Linked DNA regions of Mus musculus: region 2 is linked to region 1. A link is a loop called in an ENCODE intact Hi-C map of the cell type or tissue named here. Cell type or tissue: left cerebral cortex. All regions are shown on one strand. Links, peaks and the distances in the headings refer to the core of each region. The heading gives the core; the rest is flanking DNA. Region 1 overlaps Kif6 (kinesin family member 6). Region 2 overlaps Kif6 (kinesin family member 6).

The links. A loop is a pair of places that touch in the nucleus more often than their neighbours do. Peaks named below come from ENCODE experiments on the same cell type or tissue, not always from the same donor. Only the 100,000 strongest peaks of a DNase experiment are listed, where the experiment ranks them.
Region 2: it touches region 1 in a loop (2.0-fold over the local background); 1 of 42 quality-filtered maps calls a loop at or near these places.

What each region holds. Positions count from the first base shown.
Region 1 is chr17:49,858,928-49,868,405 of GRCm38, reverse strand. All of the region lies in intron 15 of Kif6 (kinesin family member 6), which reads right to left. Among named protein-coding and RNA genes, the nearest start is that of Gm16555, 42 kb to the right of the region's middle. In left cerebral cortex, for the core only: no CTCF peak of the experiment used is centred there; DNase peaks (open chromatin) are centred at 3,952, 4,610, 7,780, 8,098 and 2 more places; H3K27ac peaks cover 170 bases.
Region 2 is chr17:49,703,868-49,713,345 of GRCm38, reverse strand. It overlaps Kif6 (kinesin family member 6), which reads right to left. Exons shown (of 23, transcript NM_177052.3): 7 at 5,630-5,836. Among named protein-coding and RNA genes, the nearest start is that of Kif6, 93 kb to the right of the region's middle. In left cerebral cortex, for the core only: no CTCF peak of the experiment used is centred there; DNase peaks (open chromatin) are centred at 2,903, 3,970 and 6,023.

The sequences.
Region 1 (9,478 bases), core at 441-8,440:
GCAGACGATGGGCCTGCTGACTAAAGTTTCATTAAAAGACCATTAAATAAAATTTAGCTTGGTATTAGGACAGACCTTCCAGCAACTTCTGGAATGGCCCTGAACATACTTCTACTGTTCTGTACTATATACTTATGGGAAGCTAAATACTAAATAGTCAGCCCTGAAAATACACATACAAATAACATTATATGGACTGGGTAGTTAGTATTTATGTATATTACACTTAAGTAAAAGGGGCACAAATTTGAAAGATGGGAGACATACGGGATAATTTTGAGGGATGAATGGGAAGGGAGAAATGATGTAATTATATTAAAATTTAAAGAATAAAAAATTAAGATGGAAATAAAAAGGGGGGGGGGAACCACGCTTTGAAGACCCACATCCCCCCAGGAAAACTCTCTTCCAATGTCAGTGTGCTCGACAATGCACCCCTCCCCCATGCTGCCTCTCAACCTGTCCTTCTCCACCACAGCAGCAAGTGTCCCACAGACCCAGTCTATCTATCTCCAGCTCCCCTGCTTCTCACTGCAATAATGGGCTCCCGAGGTCTGAGGGAAGCAGGTTTTAGCAGGGTAAAAAGAGTAAGGATTTCATACAGGCCCTGGCTAGCTCATGTAAATAAAAAGCGAAGATTGTACCAGGACTGTGAATTCTCTAAAATCCACACACATGCAAATGTGCTCGTAGAATAAGGCACCCCCTAAGGGGGGGGGAAGTGGGCCTTTATAGCATCACATAATGATATGATAAAGGCCGTTGTAAAATGTAATTCCCGATGCTCAGTTTTGCTGAGTTGACTGACGTCCCCCACCATATGGCATTCAGGGTGGGAGAGCCATAGCCCCAAACAAGCTTCCCAAAAATAGCCTTATGGCTGACACCTAATTACACTTGCCAGCAGAGGCATTCTTCAGGCAAAGATAACAGTCTCTCTAATCGGCGGGATCTTGCGGCTCCATGGGTTCTGGCAAAGGAGGAGCTGAGGGGGATTGCAGAATCCGCTCAGCATGAGGCTTGCTGTCGTTACTACAGTGATAAATTTGTGGGTTTTGGCCAGGATTCCTGGATATTTTCCCTGTATAGAGGTAGGAAAGAGATGAGACAGAAACAGAAGAGTCCCGGCCTAGGCAGGAGGCAGCCTGAGAGGGAAGCATTGATCCCAGATTGGGGCAAGACTAGAGGAGCAGGGTCTGGAGGAAAGAGAGGAGAGCCTTCTTCTAGGGACCACTTTGGCAATTGGCAGCTTTTTCTCTACTGACTTACAATGATATGTGCAAGGAATGCCTTCTCCCTTTCCGAGCCAGTCATTGAAGGGGTGGGTGGCAGTGGCGGCAGATGGGGTACTCTAAGCCTGTACCCCCTCACAGAAACACTCTAGAGGTGCGGGGCATTGGAGCACTCACAATCTGATCAGAGCGCATGGAGGGTGAGTTGTAGGCTGTACAGATGGATTCTCTCGGCCGAGCAGTCCCTGGGACAAGTGTTAGCGTCGTTGTGGAGAAAGAAAACTGATTCTGCATCCTGTCACTTAGGAGGCAAGAGTTTTCCATATGCCTCATGCTTGGTTTTGAATGTAAGCAAGCTTGTGATCACTCACTCAGGGGAAGCTGGTCCTGAGGACAGCAGCTCACTTAAGATTCTAGCAGCAAGGCTTTGCAGGCTGCTCCTGGGATGGGCTCCCTTCCCTCCTGCTCCCTCCCTCCCCCCCTCCCTCCCTCCCCCCCTCCCTCCCTCCCCCCCTCCCCCTCCCTCCCTCCCCTCCTCCCTCCCTCCTTCCCTCTCTCCCTCCACTCTTCCTTTCTACTTTTTCTTCCCTGTTCTTTAGAAATAGTTTCTCACTATGTAGCCTTGGCTGGCTGTTCTGGAACTCTCTATGTCGTAGACCAGGTTGGCCTTGAAATCACTGAGATCTGCCTCACTCTGCCTCATGAGTACTAACTAGGACTAAGGTGTGAGCCACTGAGCCCTGTTCCTCCAGGGACTCTGTGATGCTATGCCACACTGAAGATGCTTGCATTGATATCAATCCATACGTAGTCATCACTTATCATTTAGTGCTATGTCTAAAGCGCCAGGTGACAGGGTAGTAGGGCACACTAGGACACCAGCACACTACAGGAGTCAGGGAATTGCTGGTCAACATGGCCTTTCTAAGATGCCAAACATGCCTGACTTTGTTCATGCATGGTGGCTGTTCTCTTAACCTCTTTCTTTCTTTTTTTTTTTTGTTTTTGTTTTTGTTTTTGTTTTGTTTTTTTCGAGACAGGGTTTCTCTATATAGCCCTGGCTGTCCTGGAGCTCACTTTGTAGACCAGGCTGGCCTCGAACTCAGAAATCTGCCTGCCTCTGCCTCCCGAGTGCTGGGATTAAAGGTGTGCGCCACCACGCCCGGCTCTTAACCTCTTTCATCACTACAATGAGGTACCAGGGGCAACTTAACTTTATAAGTCAAAGAAGTTTTTAGTTCATTGTTTTATAGCTGAGGATCCAAATAGGGACATGCAGGATCTGATGAGGGCCCCTCCTTTGTGACGTCACCTCATGGCAGATGGCAGTGGTGGAAGAGACTGGAGAAAGTCATGCTGCCAAACAGGAAGCCAGAAAGAGGCTGGGCTGCTACTGTCCCTTCTTGATAACAGAGCCCCAAACTCTAGCTCCTCTGGCTGCAGACATAGCTCAGCAGGTGACTAAGGTCTGGATCTCTAGAGTCCACTTAAAAAGTTAGACATGGTAGGATATGCCTGTAAACCCCAGCCTTAGAGGTCTCTGAAGTTTATTGGTGAGCCGGCCCAGGTGAGAGACTTCATGTCAAGAAAACAAAACAGGCAAATAGCATAGTGATCAAGGAAAAAGAGCTAACTCCCATTTCAGGCCTTCACACATAGGCGAGTATATGCACTCATACACAAACATATTTACCCCAAAGGAGGATTCCACAGGAACCTTATATCCCACTGCAGTAGCTGTTTTCCTATTTTAGCACATGGCGTGGTTGGATTAAACAAAGCTCTGCATCACTTTGTAGGTAGCGGAGATGAGTTATGTAGTGTAACAGCTCCCTCCACAGTTTAAACATTCCTTCACGCAGGAAGCGCCTCAAACAGGAAGATAACTCAAAATAGCTTCAGGAAGTTCCTAAAACTGACCAGATTCACTAGGCCCCTCCCTGCTCAAGTAAAGGAAGCTGAGCTGCCAAGAAGACTCACAGACAAGCAAATCTACAAGTAAAGACTCTGATAGGAGTCTTTGAGTCATTTCTGCTCCTATAAGTAATCCCTTAAAATCCATTGTTTCATTATATTGAAGTTTGGTGGGATCTGTGCTTTGATCTGTTGTGGGCTTCATATCTGCAGTGAGTAGATGTGTGAGTGTGTGTGTGTGTGTGGTTGTATGTGTATGCAGGTGTGCTTGTGTGTGTGTGTTATGTGTGTATTGAGTCCCTTCAGGAAACGGTTTGCCAGACAAGAGTTCAAATCTCAACTTCTCAGTAGGTGCTTTGCATTTGTAGGTGGGTTTTGATTTTATCATTTGAGAAACGGAGTGGCTATTAATGAAGTGACATGTGTTTGACCATATCTGAAAATGCCTGGTGTGTGGGTACGTTGGGAGTGTACAAATAGGTATATGTAATGCGTCGCCTAATTTTAGATCTCAAGGTTCTTTAATATTTAGCATCAGGGAGTTCCTGAAAGTAACAGGAAGCCTAGTGAATCTGGATAAACAGAGACCACACAGTTTCCACGATGGATGCCCATTAGCTGCGAATGCTAAGTCAATGGTAGAAGTTCTGGAGTGGGAGGGACGATTTAAGAAAGGGTATAACGTACGTAGATACAGAAAAGAGTGGGAGTTTCCAGGAGGGCTTGCGCATATGTGCTACAAAGATAGGTACGGTGCATACAGGGCAGAGGAGGAGGGGCTGGGGGATCCTGCTGATCCTGCAGGCAGGCATTAAATCCAGCCATCCAGATGGTGGTGGGAGTGGTGGGAGGAAAGCGAAAGGGAAGAGAGGGATGCAATGCATTTCTGCAAGAGTGTGGGGTCCCAGATAACCCAGGGGCTCAGGAGCCAGGTAAAAATGCAGTCTTCTGTCTGAGTATACCATAGCTGAGCCTCACAAGCCTCACAAGAACTGGGGCATGGGAAGAATATATCTACCATGTTCCCTGCCTGGAGGGAGGGGCTTGCTCTGCCACAGGAGGTCATGGCTGAGGTTCTGAATCCTTAATGCTGAGGAGGTCAGTTTCTCTGTAATAACACGGAAGATTCTGAGATAACCAGTACATTAGATCCCTCAGAGCTGTTTGTAAACATAATGGGCCTGGAAGAAATTAAATGTGTAATCCTTAGATGGATTTCCAACAAACAGAAATATGCAAATCCTTCGAAGGCTTACAATCAGACAATTCATCCTCTTGCTAACGTAGCTAATGTATAGCTCATCGGGCTTGTTAGTATAATTCTAGAGTCTGTGGAGGCACGGACACCATCTCTGCTCAGTACAGCCATGGTCCAGGAAACACAAAAAGAACAGCAAGAAGGCTTTGCTGGCTAAGCCTCTGAGGCAGGCTTCTGAAGTCTGGAAGCTGAGCAGAAATCTACAATGGTGAACTGAGCCGGAGCCTGGAGCCTGCCAGGCTTCTTGGCTCCAGAAGGAGGAAGGTAACTGGAAGTGTACTGTGCAAAATAGTGGTGAGAGCCAGGCTCACGGGTGAGACTGTGGGCTGAGGTGAGGCTCCTGACAACCAGCCTGGAGTGAGGGGTCTGGGGGTGGGGGGAACACAACATGCCTGAAGCTTTGTTTCGTGGGGAGTGGGGAGGAAGGGAGGAAGGCAGGAAGTGTAGTGTACCAGTTCAGCCTCCCTCATGTTGCTAGACCCAGCTGCTCAGCATCTCTGCAGCAGGAGCGGCCATGTCCAGGTAGCACTGTGAGGAAGTCCTTCTGTTTGTCTCTGTCAGAGCTGGCTTTGGTTGGGGAAGGGGCTAGAGGCCCCATCAGCAGGGAGGAGGGGTCATAAAGAGAATGAGCCAGGGCAGTGAGTTAGGTGTGTTTCAGGAAAAAGAGGAGGGCACAGAAAGGCTGATATAATCTACATGCATAATGTTAGAAAGGAGAGCTAAGTCAATAGTTGAATCATAAGTGGGTTACAAAAGAGAGATGTTTATTTGACAGGCAGGTAGGATTTTATGGAGATGGAAATCCAGAGAGCTGGGCTGTCTCCTTTGAAGGCTTAAAATCAGACAATTCATTCTCAAATAATGTTTGAATAAGCCCATGCCAAAACCTGAGTGTCTCTCCCACTCCGCTCCCTTCTCTCCCTCCCCTCCCCCCCCTCTGCTTACACATCAGGATGTAGCTCTCAGCTACTGCTCCAGTGTCAGCCTGCATACCACCATGCTCCCTGCCATGATGGAAATAGACTAAACCCCTGAAGATGAAAACAGACCCCCCAATTAAATGCTTTCTCTTATAATAGTTATGCTGTTCATGGTGTCTCTTCACAGCAATAGGACAATGTTTAAGGCAATGTGTGCGCGTATGTACGTATGTGTGTGTGTATCTATATATCTATATATCTATATCATATATCTTTTTCATATATCATATATCATATATCTATATCATCTCTCTCTATCTCTATCTCTATCTCTATCTCTATCTCTATCTCTATCTCTATCTCTATCTCTATATCTATCTCTATATCTATCTATATCTATATATATATTTAGGGAATCCCACTTAGCTCTAGCTGGCCTGAAACTTGCTTTGTTGATTAGGCTGCCCCTGAACCTACAGAATTTACCTGTTTCTGTCTCCTGAGTGCTGAGATTAAAGGTATGCGCCATCCCAGTTAGTTTTGTTCCTGTGTATTTTTACCCCCACGCCTCATGCCTCTTTCTTTTCTTACTCTTTTCTTCTCTCAGCAGGTGACCATTCTAACAGGCTTGATGTAAACCCATTTATTATCTGCACCCTTACAATTTGTTTCAAAGTTTTCTGTGTAATTTTCAAACTATGGAAGTAATGTCTGTTAAGCCCAGCTACTTGGTAGACTGAGGCAGGAGGCTGGCAAGATCAAGGCCAGCTTGGGCAAGTTAGTGAGCCCATGTCTCAAAATAAAACGTTACATTGAAAACAAAGATGGCTGGGTTATGTCCCTAGCATTCCTTCTCCCCCATAACATAGGCAGATAGATGGACAGATGGATGGACAGAAGATGGCCAGATGGGTGTGTGCGCGCGCACGCGTGCACGCGCGCGTGCACACACACACACACACACACACACACACACACAGAGTTAGGCTTCTTATATTTGCCCATACACCTCTGTGTGCACCTAGTTCTCAGTTTCTAGCTGCTCTAAGCAGCCCTGGTGCATTGCTCAGCACTATACATTGTGTCCTTACATCTAAACAACTGGGTTGTCCCTAGTTCCCACCCCATCAACATGATCAGACCTCTGGCAGGAAGTAGAATGCGTGCCGGGAGTTTCTGCTCAGCCTTGGCCTTCTGGGTCTAGTGTGGGTCCTGCCAGACTGTCGACACTCCCAAGACAGAGGCTTTAGGCTGTGTTGAGGCTCCTCAAGGACATTGACGAGGGCATGCAATCTCACTGAAGGTCATAAAAGCCAGAAACTGGAAAAGGCTTGGGGGCCAATGACTGAAGAATGAATGGTAAAATGTGGTATGCTTACACAATGCAATACTATTCAGCTGTTAAGAAATATGGAAGTAAGAACTTTGCAGGTCAATAGACAGAACTAGAAATAGTTATCCTGAGCGCTGTATCCCCGGCTCTGAAAGGAAAACATTTGCATGTTTTATTTTATGTGTAGCTGTTAGCATTTGTGCATTAGATGTCTGTGTTTTGTTTAGGATATTCACAGTGGTTAGGCAGCTTGTCAGGTACCCAGGGAAATCTCCCAAGGAAGGGAAAATAAAAAATAAAGAAGAAGGCAGAGTGAGAGGATTTATCAGGAGCAGAAGAGGGTGTGATAGAAGAGGGGATATAGGGAGGAGCAACTAATACCACAAGCCTCTGGAAAAGCCACGTAGAAACCACTCCTGCAGAAGCTTCTTATAATATACACACATAGAAAAGGAGTTTCAATGAAGTCATCATGTAATGTGGAAACAATACCCCCAAGCAGACACCATATATCACCAAATAAAACCCCCAGTGTCAGGAACAGGTTACATCATTTTGAGTTGTTGGCCAGAGAGGCCCTATAAACTCCCAAACATTACAGATTGTTGACCATGGTATTGGTTGTGCTGCACTTGACTGCAAGACCTTATTGCTGAGGCCACTGCATACCTGAATCATAGAACATAGAGAGACCAAGCTGGTGCCGAGCTGCCTCTCCCTACTGACTAGTGTTCATAGAGTTGGAACGGGCTATGCATGAAGCCAGAGGACAAGAGCAATCATCACCGTTACCTGTGGTGAAAGCCCAGCACAGACTGTCCTCAGAAGGCCATATGTTAGCATGCTCCTTTCTTGTTGAAAGGAATGATGTGCGGAGGCCATCCTAGCCGTTAAGTGACCCTGGGGACAGCATCATTGGCTTAGACACCAGGCAGATTGCTAGCTGCAACCTGGGGCGGGGTCAATGCACCTTTGCTTTCTCAACAGAAGAATGGGGACAACAGTATGGAAGACTGAATGGGGGCCTGTGTGTAAGACGCTTAAAACTGGGGAGACTGGGGCCTGGCATGCTAAGAACCATGTGAGCATCCAAGCTGAGATGGTTGGCAAGGAGGAAAGATGTGGGCGGAAGAGACAGTGCTGGCAGGCAAGACTGGGGATTTTGCGTCTGATCATGAAAGATTGTGTTTGTGTGCGTGTGTGTGTGTGTGTGTGTGTGTGTGTGTGTGTGTGTGTGTGTCACAAGCATCTGGAACTCCAGTTCCAGGGGATCTGACTGATGCTCACTGCTAGCCTGGCAGGACACTGGTCATGCATGTATGTGACGGTGCACATACGAGAACATACTCATGCACATTGTACATGTTGCAGCTCAGAGGAGAAAGGTCTCCTGGTAACCGGGAGCAAGGAATACCACAAAGTCACACTGCACAACAAACCTCGTACCAGAGATTTGTTGGGAGAGATATGAGAGGGTGGCTGCCTCTGCTCAGAAACTCAGCAGAGGCAAGCTTTATATAAGGTTTCTAGTGGGTGGAGTTTTCCAGGGTAGGGATTGGTGGGATTTAATAGAACATCCAGGGATTGGTGGATTTCGGTGAGTTTACAACTCAGAACCTTTTACCCCACACACATAAACTAAACTTTCATTTTTAAAGAAGTGAATATGTATACAGAGTCTTCTGCTTTGTTAAATTATAGCAAAATCTCTCTCTCTGTGTCTCTCTTTTCTCTGTCTCTGTCTCTGTCTCTGTCTGTCTCTCTCTGTCTCTCTGTCTGTCTCTGTCTGTCTCTGTCTGTCTCTGTCTCTCTCTGTCTCTCTGTCTGTCTCTGTCTCTCTCTGTCTGTCTCTGTCTCTGTCTCTCTCTGTCTCTCTTTTCTCTGTCTCTGTCTGTCTGTCTGTCTGTCTGTCTGTCTGTCTCTCTCTCTCTCTCTCTCTCTCTCTCTCTCTCTCTCTCTGTGTGTGTGTGTGTGTGTGTGTGTGTGTGTTCACGAGCGTGCTGGCATCTAGATCTAGAGAGGTCAGACGTTTCAGATCTCTTGGAGCTGGAGTTAGAGGTGTCGTGAGCCACCTCAGGTGAGTGCTGGGAACTGAACTCTGGCTTCTGTGAGAGCATCACTGGTCTTCTCTCCAGCCTCAAGGCAAACATCTTGAACCTACTCATTCCAAAATGACATTCCCATTCTCCAGAGCTCGGCCGCTCTGTCCTGTCACTTAGTAAACTAAATATCATCAGTGATAAAGTCATGCATTCACAGCCCATTCTGACGTCACCAGACAACATCCAGGCTCCTGAGACATCTCCTTTCTTATCATCTGAACGATGCACAGTGAACACATTTTGGGGAGTGTTCTCAGTTATTTTGTAAAAGAGACCCAGTAAATACTATGGCTGGGAGACTCAGTTTCTTTCTATGGGGTGTTCATTGTGGCTAGCCACGTAGTCACCAGAATCACACAGGACTGGCACGTGCGTGTGCTTTTGGCTTTGGTATATGCTCGATTAGGCTAAGCTGCTTTCTGATGTCACCAGTCCATTCTGAGTGAATATTCCATACACACAGTCAGAGGATTGAGTAAATAGGTGCGTTTGTTTAAAGCTTGAGCAGGCATAGAGTGGGCAAGAGAAGCATGGGCTCTCTATTCAAAATGAACTGGTCAATACCATCAGACTGAGAGGCCCAGCACTTGGATTGTATTTGTGTCCCTCACCCACTAAAAGATGTCACAGTAGATGCTGGGACAACCTCACTTCAACTAAGGAGAGGAACAGCCAGCTTCCTGGGTCTACCCTAGTAGGGGCACAAATAGAGTTTACCA
Region 2 (9,478 bases), core at 897-8,896, 160 kb after region 1:
ACAGGATGGCTGCCAATCCCCCGCCCCCTGGTGTTATATACATCTTCATTCATAAGTTAGATAAGAACAGATTTCTTTCCTTTTATCCTGAGCTTCTCTGGAAAGCATCTTGGTCCCTAGGACATCCATGGCTTGGTCACCGTAGCTGAAAGGAAGGCTCTAGTTTGCTTTGGCCAATAAGGATCTCATCCCTATTAGAGCTGGGATGGGCTCTGGGTGCTCCCCACCGCCAAGGACATCCCAAAATCCTCTCCATGACGAGATCTAAAATTGCTAGAGGAAATAATTAAGCACCAAAATGGGATTGTGCTCTTAAAATTAGAGGAAATGAGGCTTCATGTGATAGAAGAAAGAAGGCAGGATGTGGAGACAGAATTCAGCTTTCCCCCTTGTACGGCCATAGGAAAATCACAAAAGTGTCTTAGCTTCTGTTTCCTCGTAAATACGGGACTAGGATGCCTGATTATCTTGGAGTGATGTTGTTGACGTCAAGAGGGAGGGGCTGAAGAGAGGACTGTATGAAGGAGTGCTTGTGGTACAAGCATGAGGGCACGAGTTCAAATCTCCAGCACCCATGTAAAAGCTTGTATGTAGCTGTACATGTCTATGACCCTAAAACTGATGGACACAGAGATGGGGGTCCCCAGAAGCTGAGCCCAGCAAAATGGTAAGCTTCTGTTTCAGTGAGATACCCTGTTTCAAGGCAGCAGGATGGAGAATGGTAGATACCCAACAGATACCCAATATCTGCCTCTGGTTCCACATGTGCACACACTCATATGCATGTGTCTCACACACACACACACACACACACACACACACACACACACACACACAGAGAGAGAGAGAGAGAGAGAGAGAGAGAGAGAGAGAGAGAGAGAGAGAGAGAGATCAGAGGAGAATTTCTGGGCTAGTTATTGAACACAAGACACTCAGTATGTGGTAGAGTCTTCAGAAAGGTCCGCTCTTGGTGGAGGTCTGGCCCATTTTCTTGAGAGAGGACCCTGAGCAGGTCTCTTGGAGCACCACGGTGAGTCCAGACCACATGGAGCAGAGGCAGATATGAAGAGTGACCCAGAAAAGGAATATGATGTGGGCAAGCAGAAGGGGACTTGCTCCTCCTGTGTTTGCAATGGGCTCGATAATGAAAGGCACCTGCGGGCAGAGGGGTCATAGAGCTTGTGTGTATGCCTCTGTGTGTGTGTGTGTGTGTGTGTGTGTGTGTGTGTGTGTGTGTGCCTATGTGTGTGTTCCTCGCACTTCTGTGAATTTGAGTAGCTACCCATGGAAGCCGGAAGAGGGCATCATACCCACTGGAGCTGTATTCACAGGCAGTTGTGAGCTACCAGATATGGGTGCTAGAAACTGAGCACTGGTCTTTTGCAAGAGCACCAAGTGCTGTTAACCACTGAGCCATCTCTATGGCCTCCAAGAAGGGTTTCTTTTAAAGAGCATAGAGGAGCACAGAAAGCTATCGTCTAGAAACTGACAAACAATGGGAGCAGTTATGACTGGCACTGGCCCAGCACCTTCACTCCTGAACGCAACAGGACCAACACCCAGCCGGAGCCCAAGTGTGCTACGGAACTGACTGACAGCAAGCCCGTTTGATTTCTGAAGGGGATAGGAGCTAACACTGGTTCCCAGTGGTTTCTCACTTGCTGTTTGGGCTGATGGAGGCGTCAGGTCACTCCCAGGCCACCAGTTGAGGTTTATAGTTAGCACAAGGACACATGCTCTCTTTTCTTCTCCTTACACGAACTCAGGCTTTGGGGCCAAGCAGTACCCTGTTATTGTGGCTTAAAGTGTTTTTTGAGGAAACTCTTTGGAAAAAGTGCTGCATACATAAAGAGAACTCCAAAACCAACAATATTCTGGCAAACTGAATATTAATCACTTAAATGTGTAGAGTCGGTAAACCCATGCTGGCTGAGATCTAGCAGGTGTGAGTTCTCTCAAATATAGCCTGCAGGACAATTAGAATTCTGCAAGAAATTTCCAAACTAATGCCCACTAATTAATGCAAGCCAGCTGATCAGACTAGCTCTTCTTCCTGTCTTTCATATTGAAATGGAGAGAGCAACATGGTGATAATTATATCACCATTACCAGGAACCTATTACAGTGTCTATAGGTGTTCTGTCCTAGTTAACTTTGGGTGTCAAGCTGACAGAGCCTACAATCACATGAGAAGAGAGTCCCATTTCAGGGCTTTACCACATATCTCGGAGAACGGGAACTGTATTGATTGCTAATTGATGTAGGAGGACCCAGCCCACCATGGGCAGTACCATACCCTAGGCAAGTGTTCTTGAGCTGTATAAGAAAGTCAGCTAAGCATGGGTCATCAAGTGAGCTAAAAAAAACAGAGTTCTTTCATGGGTTCTGCTTCAAGTTCCTGTTGAGCTCCTACCTTGTGTTCCTGCAGCGATGAATTGTAACCTGGGAGTTGAAACAAAATTTTTCTTCCATAACTTGCCTTTGACCATGGTGCTTGTCAAAGACACAGAATGCAATAGAACAGGTTCTTAGGTTTTGTTGCTTTGCTGCTTCCATGACGCACAGCTTGTTCTCGGGCAGGCATCTACCCCACTGCCCAGTATAACCCACAGCTTCCAGTGGAGTGGATGAGTGAGCAAGCTACACTGAGTTGTCTTATACTCCTGTTTCTTTAGCCACATAGTAAAATACACACAGTGGTTAACATGACCATAAATGTTCATGAGCCATGCGATCTCATTAAGTATCTTTCTGCTCTTCTCATTCTCTCCTTGTTGTGACGCTTTGGTTCTCTTACTATTTCAGAATTCTCTTCTGTCCACTCACCCACTCACCAGCAGCTCTTCCTGGCCTTACTAGCCCCTACTGATCCACGGGCATGTCTGCAGCTTCCCACACTCCACTTTCCTTGCCTGCGAAGGCACTTGGATCTCAGAGAAAATGGTTAACAGCTGTCCCAAGGCAGTGGGTGGAAAGGAAATGAAAGAGCTGAGGGCCGATGATGCATGAATGACATTTAGTGGAGTGAATGATCCTCTGGGAGGATGGGCTCATTGCTCCCAGGACCTGACCTGCTCTACCCCACCCTTGCCTTGCTCCCTCCCACTCATTCTTCATTCCATTCATTAACTCTTACCTCCTTGGTCTCTGTCAATCTCTCCTCATCCCTTTTAGTTGCTTATCATATCTCCCACTTGAGGTGCATCTATGCACTTGTGATGGACTAGTGCAAGTCCCTCCTTCAGAAAGGAGACCTTTGGGGTAGAGCAGCTCTAGGACCCTCAGCACACCATCAATCTGCTCTATTCTCATTTCAGTTGCTGTAACAAAAATATCCTGAGACAAAGCAACTCAGGGTCAAAAAGGGCTTATTTATTTTAATTTGTAATTCCAGGTTATGATCTGTTACTGGGGAAAAGTCAAGGCAGAAAGCTCAAATAGCTAGTCACTTAACACCCAGTTAAGAATAGAAATGAATGCATGCATGCTTGCTTGCTTGTACTCAGATTAATTTCTCCTCTCTCATATAGTTCAACACCACTTGCCTAGGGAATGGTGCCACTCACAATGGGCAAGGTCTTCCCAGATCAATGAAACTGATTAAGGCAATCAATAACACAACCCAATATAGACAATCCTTCATTGAGCCTTTCTTCCCAGGTGATTCCAGGCTCTGTCAAGCTCACAATTAAAGTCTACCTCATCGATCCTTATCAATATTTGTTAGGTAAGTAATTAATGACAAAACAAGGGCCACATCAGCATTAAGAATGTTCACAGGGATTGTAAATCGAAGAGCTGTGGACCAATTTTAGTAATAGTCAGGAGTTTGAGGAGACTGTGTGGAAGGAAGGACAGAATTGGGTGTGGAGCAGAATGTTTCTGAGTGATTACAATTCATAGAAAGTTTGATTCCGCTGAAGAATGTAATTTTGTGTGAACAGATGGACACAATGGGAATTAAAACTATGCTGCCATCTGAGCACAGAGACACATTGCTTTGAAATAAGGCAATTTGAATACAGCCCATTATGAGCATATATCATTGTTCTGGTAAATGTCCTAGTAAGCAAAAAAGCTCCATCAGTATAAGTGGTGTGGAATTTTGAGGCAAGAAAGAGCTTAGGACTGATGATTCTTCCCAAAAGCACTAAAATGGCCCATGCCTGCAGGCCCCTACCTAAGGTGCTGCGTTCCCGGGGCTCTCGCGGATAAGCCTAACCATATCACCCCATTCGGGTGGGTGCCTCTGGTTTGGCCATTTCAGCCTGTGAATGTTCAGAAGCATCAAGAAACTGGTCCTAGGTTTCCTTAGGCATTAAAGAAAAGGGACTTTCTATTGTTGTTTATCTCAAATCTTTTAGGCTAAATGTTCAAGGGCAAGAAGATAACACAGGAACCCCCACATGCAGCCCATTCATTTCACAGACGAAGATTTGGGGCAGAAGATATATCTAGCTAAATTTGGGGGCATTTCCTTTGCTCTCAGAGTCAGATTCAAAAGTTACAAACAGAGCAGTTCGTGCTGCTGTCTTGGTTGGATGGGAGTCAGGATGGAGCATGGGTGTCTCAAGACAAGCCAAGGCTAAGAGAACCACCATGGCAGAAACAGGACTGGATGAAGTTACCAGACGCTGCAAAAATACTGGTCACCTCTGAGCTATGTTCTCAGAGGTAATCTCCTGAGCTGGAAAAACAATAACAAAAAAACCAGGAGCCACTTGTAACCTGTATTCGTGTCCAGTACTAACTTCACAAGACAGACAATAAGTCAACAGTGCTGGGCCCGATGAAACCTCAGATCAAATCTTCACCTTGGGAAGAGAAGTGTTTGCAGTCTGTTAAATGGAGAAGTTAACACTTCCAGCATAGGGTGTTGTGGGATTTAAATGAAATGCTGTCTACGAATAACTACCATATAGATGGATGTTCATGGGAGTGCTGCTTACAGTGGCCACTGCACAGATGCACCCCACTGACTCTGAATCCATCAATGGGGAAACAGAATGAGGGGCCATGCATGTAATCGAGCCTGGAAATGAACTGTGAATGAACTGTGGAATCATTATGATTCTCTAGCAAAGGACAGGGATGGAAGGACTCCACCTGCAACATCTGGAATAGGCAAAGCCAGAGAGACCAAAGGTACAGGTTACCAGAGGCCAAAGATGAAAGATATGGGTGCTCTTATTCCATAGATCCAGAATTTCTGGTTGGAATTATGAAAATTTCTAGGAAAGGGTATTGAATGTGGTTGCTCATTCTTTGAGAATGGACTTCATGGCACTGAACGCTTCACTTAAAACAATGATCAAAAGTCGGGACTGGAGAGATGGCTCACCTGTTCAGAGCATGTACCGCTCTTACATAGTTCAGGTCCAAACATCCATACTGGGCAGTTCACAACTACCTATTATTCAGACTTTGGGGGATCCAATGCCCTCTTCTGGACTCTGCACACACACACACACACACACACACACACACATTAAAAAAAAACTATGAAAAAGATAAATGTTGTTATGCATACTTCACCATAATTATGAGACAGACAACAGAGACTAGACCATCTGCCATGTAGTACAACCAGCACACTTAGACACAACTGACTTCGCTCCACCCAACTCACCTGCTCCAGGTAGTGTAGGGACAAGTTGATGTATTTGGCCTCTGTCAGAAGCAGGCCCCCGACTCCAGTCTTCGAGACACGCTCTGACCCTGCCAGGTCAACCAGATGGAGCTTAGCATGTCGGACGGTGGCAGAACCTGGCTCCTTGCTGCTCAAGTGCACAGTGAAAATACAGTGTGACCGGGTTGAAGCTTGATTCATAGGAGTCTAAAGAAAAGTTACAAAATGTATAAGGTGACCGTGAGAACCATTAGAGGATATAGTGGATTGCAAACTGCATTTCTAGTAGTACAGCATTCCCATGAAGCCAACAGTTACGGGTAAGATCGTCAAAGGCTGTTCCTTTCAGTGTGTTCTTGCCTGCTGGATGACTGGCTGTAAATACAGATGGGTTGATTCAGAAGGTGACAAAAGCATCCTACTGGAAGAAATATGGAGTCTTTTGAAGCTAGGGAGGTGGCTAACATGGTTAAGTCCCTGCAATGCAAGCACAAGACCTGAGCTTGGATTCCCAGAGCCTTTGTGAAAAAGCCTAGCATGGCTGTGTATGTCCATGAGCTTAGCACAGTGTTGGAGTGGAGGAGACAGGTCCACTTCCAGGAGCTAACTAGCCAAAGAGTTTAACCCATCAGTGGGATGTAAGGAGGACTGAGGAAGACACCCAGTATCAACCTCTAGCCTCCAAATGTACACAGTACTGTGCGCACACACATACACACAAAGACACTATACTACACACACACATACAAATACTATACACATATATACATACACACACATACACAAATACACACATACACACACATACACACACATAGGAGGAAAAGGATAAAGTTTACTGGGTTTGCAAGATAAAAATGTGAAATCAATTAGTTCTAATCGCCCATCAAGAATGTATGAAGAAACATAATTATTCAGAATGAAAACAACGGAAATGGAATTATAAAGAAGTTATATAAAATGAATGATAAAGACACCTGATGGTAATCTCAGATTTCTACACATGCACACATAGGTGAGCACACATGCACATATGTGTGCATACATACACATGCGTTCACAACACATGCAGGTGCTTATGTGCGTGTACACGCACACCCCACACACAAGCGCACACCAAAGTAAATTGAGGATACCTTTTCATACTGTGCATGCAAATAAATGCCAGAATGGACTAAGTACTCACATGTAACAACACAACTTTAACATCAAGAAAAGTAAATCCATGAGCATGCTGTAATCCCTGTAAGGTAGTAATTGATATTTTAAAATATCAACAAGCAAAAAAAAATACTTGGAAAAATGAGAAGAGGATATGACTAGATAACTCAAAAAATCAGAAAGATCCTTAAGAAGCATTTGAAAAACTGCCCAATTTTATAAACAATGCCTGTAGACCTTAGAACTATAAAGATGAATTATTCCATGCCCATCAGGCTGAACAATTACAAAAACTAAAACTAAGGAAATAAATTCTGGTGGAGACATAAGGGTATGAAAACCTTCACATACTGCTGATGGGAATACAAATTAAGAATATTTTAAAAAGAAATTTAGCAATATGCTGCAATAATGCAAATGCAAAATCCCCATGACATAGCAGTAAAACACCATGTCTACTTCCTAGAGAGCAGCCACGAGAAGGTGTACCCGGAGATACATAAATCAGGACAGTCGTCTCAACGTCTTTAAGATAACAGCAATGTGGTGCCAGGTGTACAGCCTAGAAGGACATCTGGGACAAGGGAGATAATAGCCTGGGAAAAGGTAAAATGTTGTAGCCTTCAGGAAAGATTGTCATAAACAATGATGCATTTGTAAAACAGAAGGCTGAGTTAGAATAACGTTAAGAATGGTGTGTGAATGTTGCAGTGGAGTTTACTGTTCACCACACTGGCACTCTCAACCACATATGCAGCTGTGACCTTTGAACTTACATCATCAACGTAGGAAACTATGGGCCATTAATAATAGTGGTGGCCTTCTGGAGGGATGGAAGAGAAAGGCCAACAAAGGGACTCCCGCTTTACTGGCAATAGACTTGCGATAGTGTCCACTGTCACCTTGAAAGAATCTAAGACCATCTGGACACGGCTGTGGAGAATTCTGTGGAAAAAGCCATCTCAGCTGTAGGCAGGGGACCTTGGACTCTGGGAGACAAGCATCAACAAGTGTGCATTCACCTCCGTTCCTGAGTTTCCTGATGGAGGATGCAGTGTGAGTGGCTGTCTCAAGCTCCCACTCCCATGATTCCTCTGCCATCATGGGCTGAGCCTAGAACTGCGATCTGCAATAACCTCATTCTCTCTCAGTTGCTTTTGCTGAATATTTTACCACAGCAAGAGGAAAAGAAACTAAGAAAGCTGGTCCTGAGAAGTAGGAACATTGGAACATAAGCCTGACTGTGGGTCTTAGGCCTTTGAGAGTGTTTTGTGGCAAGGATGTGGAAGAGTTGTAACCTTTGGGCTAGAAATGGTCTTGAATGCTGTCGGAAGAGTATGAAGGGTCATTACAGTGCATGGGAGTTTAGAGTACCAGAATCATAAGAGAGAGGCACAGAGAGTGGAGGCCAGGCTCTCGAGGTTTTAGAGGAAACAAGGGTTCTGTCAGGGACTGGATTAATGCAGTTTATTATTATTATTATTATTATTATTATTATTATTATTATCATTTAAAACCATCAGAAGCAAATTCTGAAGACTGAAAACATCAGGAACCGGTCATTTATTCTCTATAAAGCTGGGGTGGGGGGACACTTACATTTTCTCTAAGGAATAAACATGATCTAAACAACGCAAGCAATGGGTCATCAGCATTGTGCTGTCAATAAAACCAGACCTTTCCCGACAAACACTCATGCGAATGAATTCACAGTCATTCGACTCTGAACCAAAGGATTTCAGTGTGGATCCACGTGCACACAGATGGAGAAGCACACGCTGATGTGTTTTAAATCAGAAATTCTTTCTGTCGATATAAATTCGTGATACAAACCATGGTTGATTCACACCAGCTAGTGAAACATACAGATGTCAAAATGCTGGCAACAGTTTGGAGATTACAATGCAGTAAACAAGTTAAATAGGCTGAAAATGTGGCCCATCATTTGTTGCCACAAGAACTAGACCGAAATCTAGGCAGCATGTCAGTTGTCTCTTTCTGTCTCTTTCCCCCTCTTCCCCCCTCCCCCTCTCCCTCTCCTTCCCCTCCCTCTTCCTCTCCCCTCTCTCTCACATGCTGAAGTGGGTCAACAAATAGCTGCATGTAAAACCACAAACTCAAATATAGAACCTGACTTGAGGTGTTCTGGATGTGGCTGCGAGTTATTTGCGGAACTTAAACACAGGTTTCAGCACATCACTGGTGCTTTCATGAGACCATGAATTCTATGGATGGAACTGAAAGTCAATCAGCAGGTGAGGATGGGATCGGATCGCACAGTGGAGCCTCTGGACAGCTGCCCCTGCCTTCTAAGCTGCTGATGCTGAACCAGCACCAAGCCCAGTCCTTTAATGAGCATTGGAAATTGTCTGCCCATATCAAAGGAATACAACATTCACGAAAATCAGTGCATTCTGGAGTCTGCAATTAAGGGCTGTAATATACTGTAGTAATCCATGCCTCTAGCTGCCTCATAAATGCTTTCTGTGTGACGTAGCTGTTGGTGTCTTCTTAGATAAAATTTTCCTTAGACCTCAGACAATGCTCTTCATGTGGTTCTGTGTCACTGGATGGGTCCACGTCTGCTCTGTGTTTACTCAGGGAAGTCTCCATGCCACATGGGCATGCCAGTTCCCGTGTCCTTTTAAAGGTAAAACAAAATAAAACAAAACAAAACACAAAAATAAA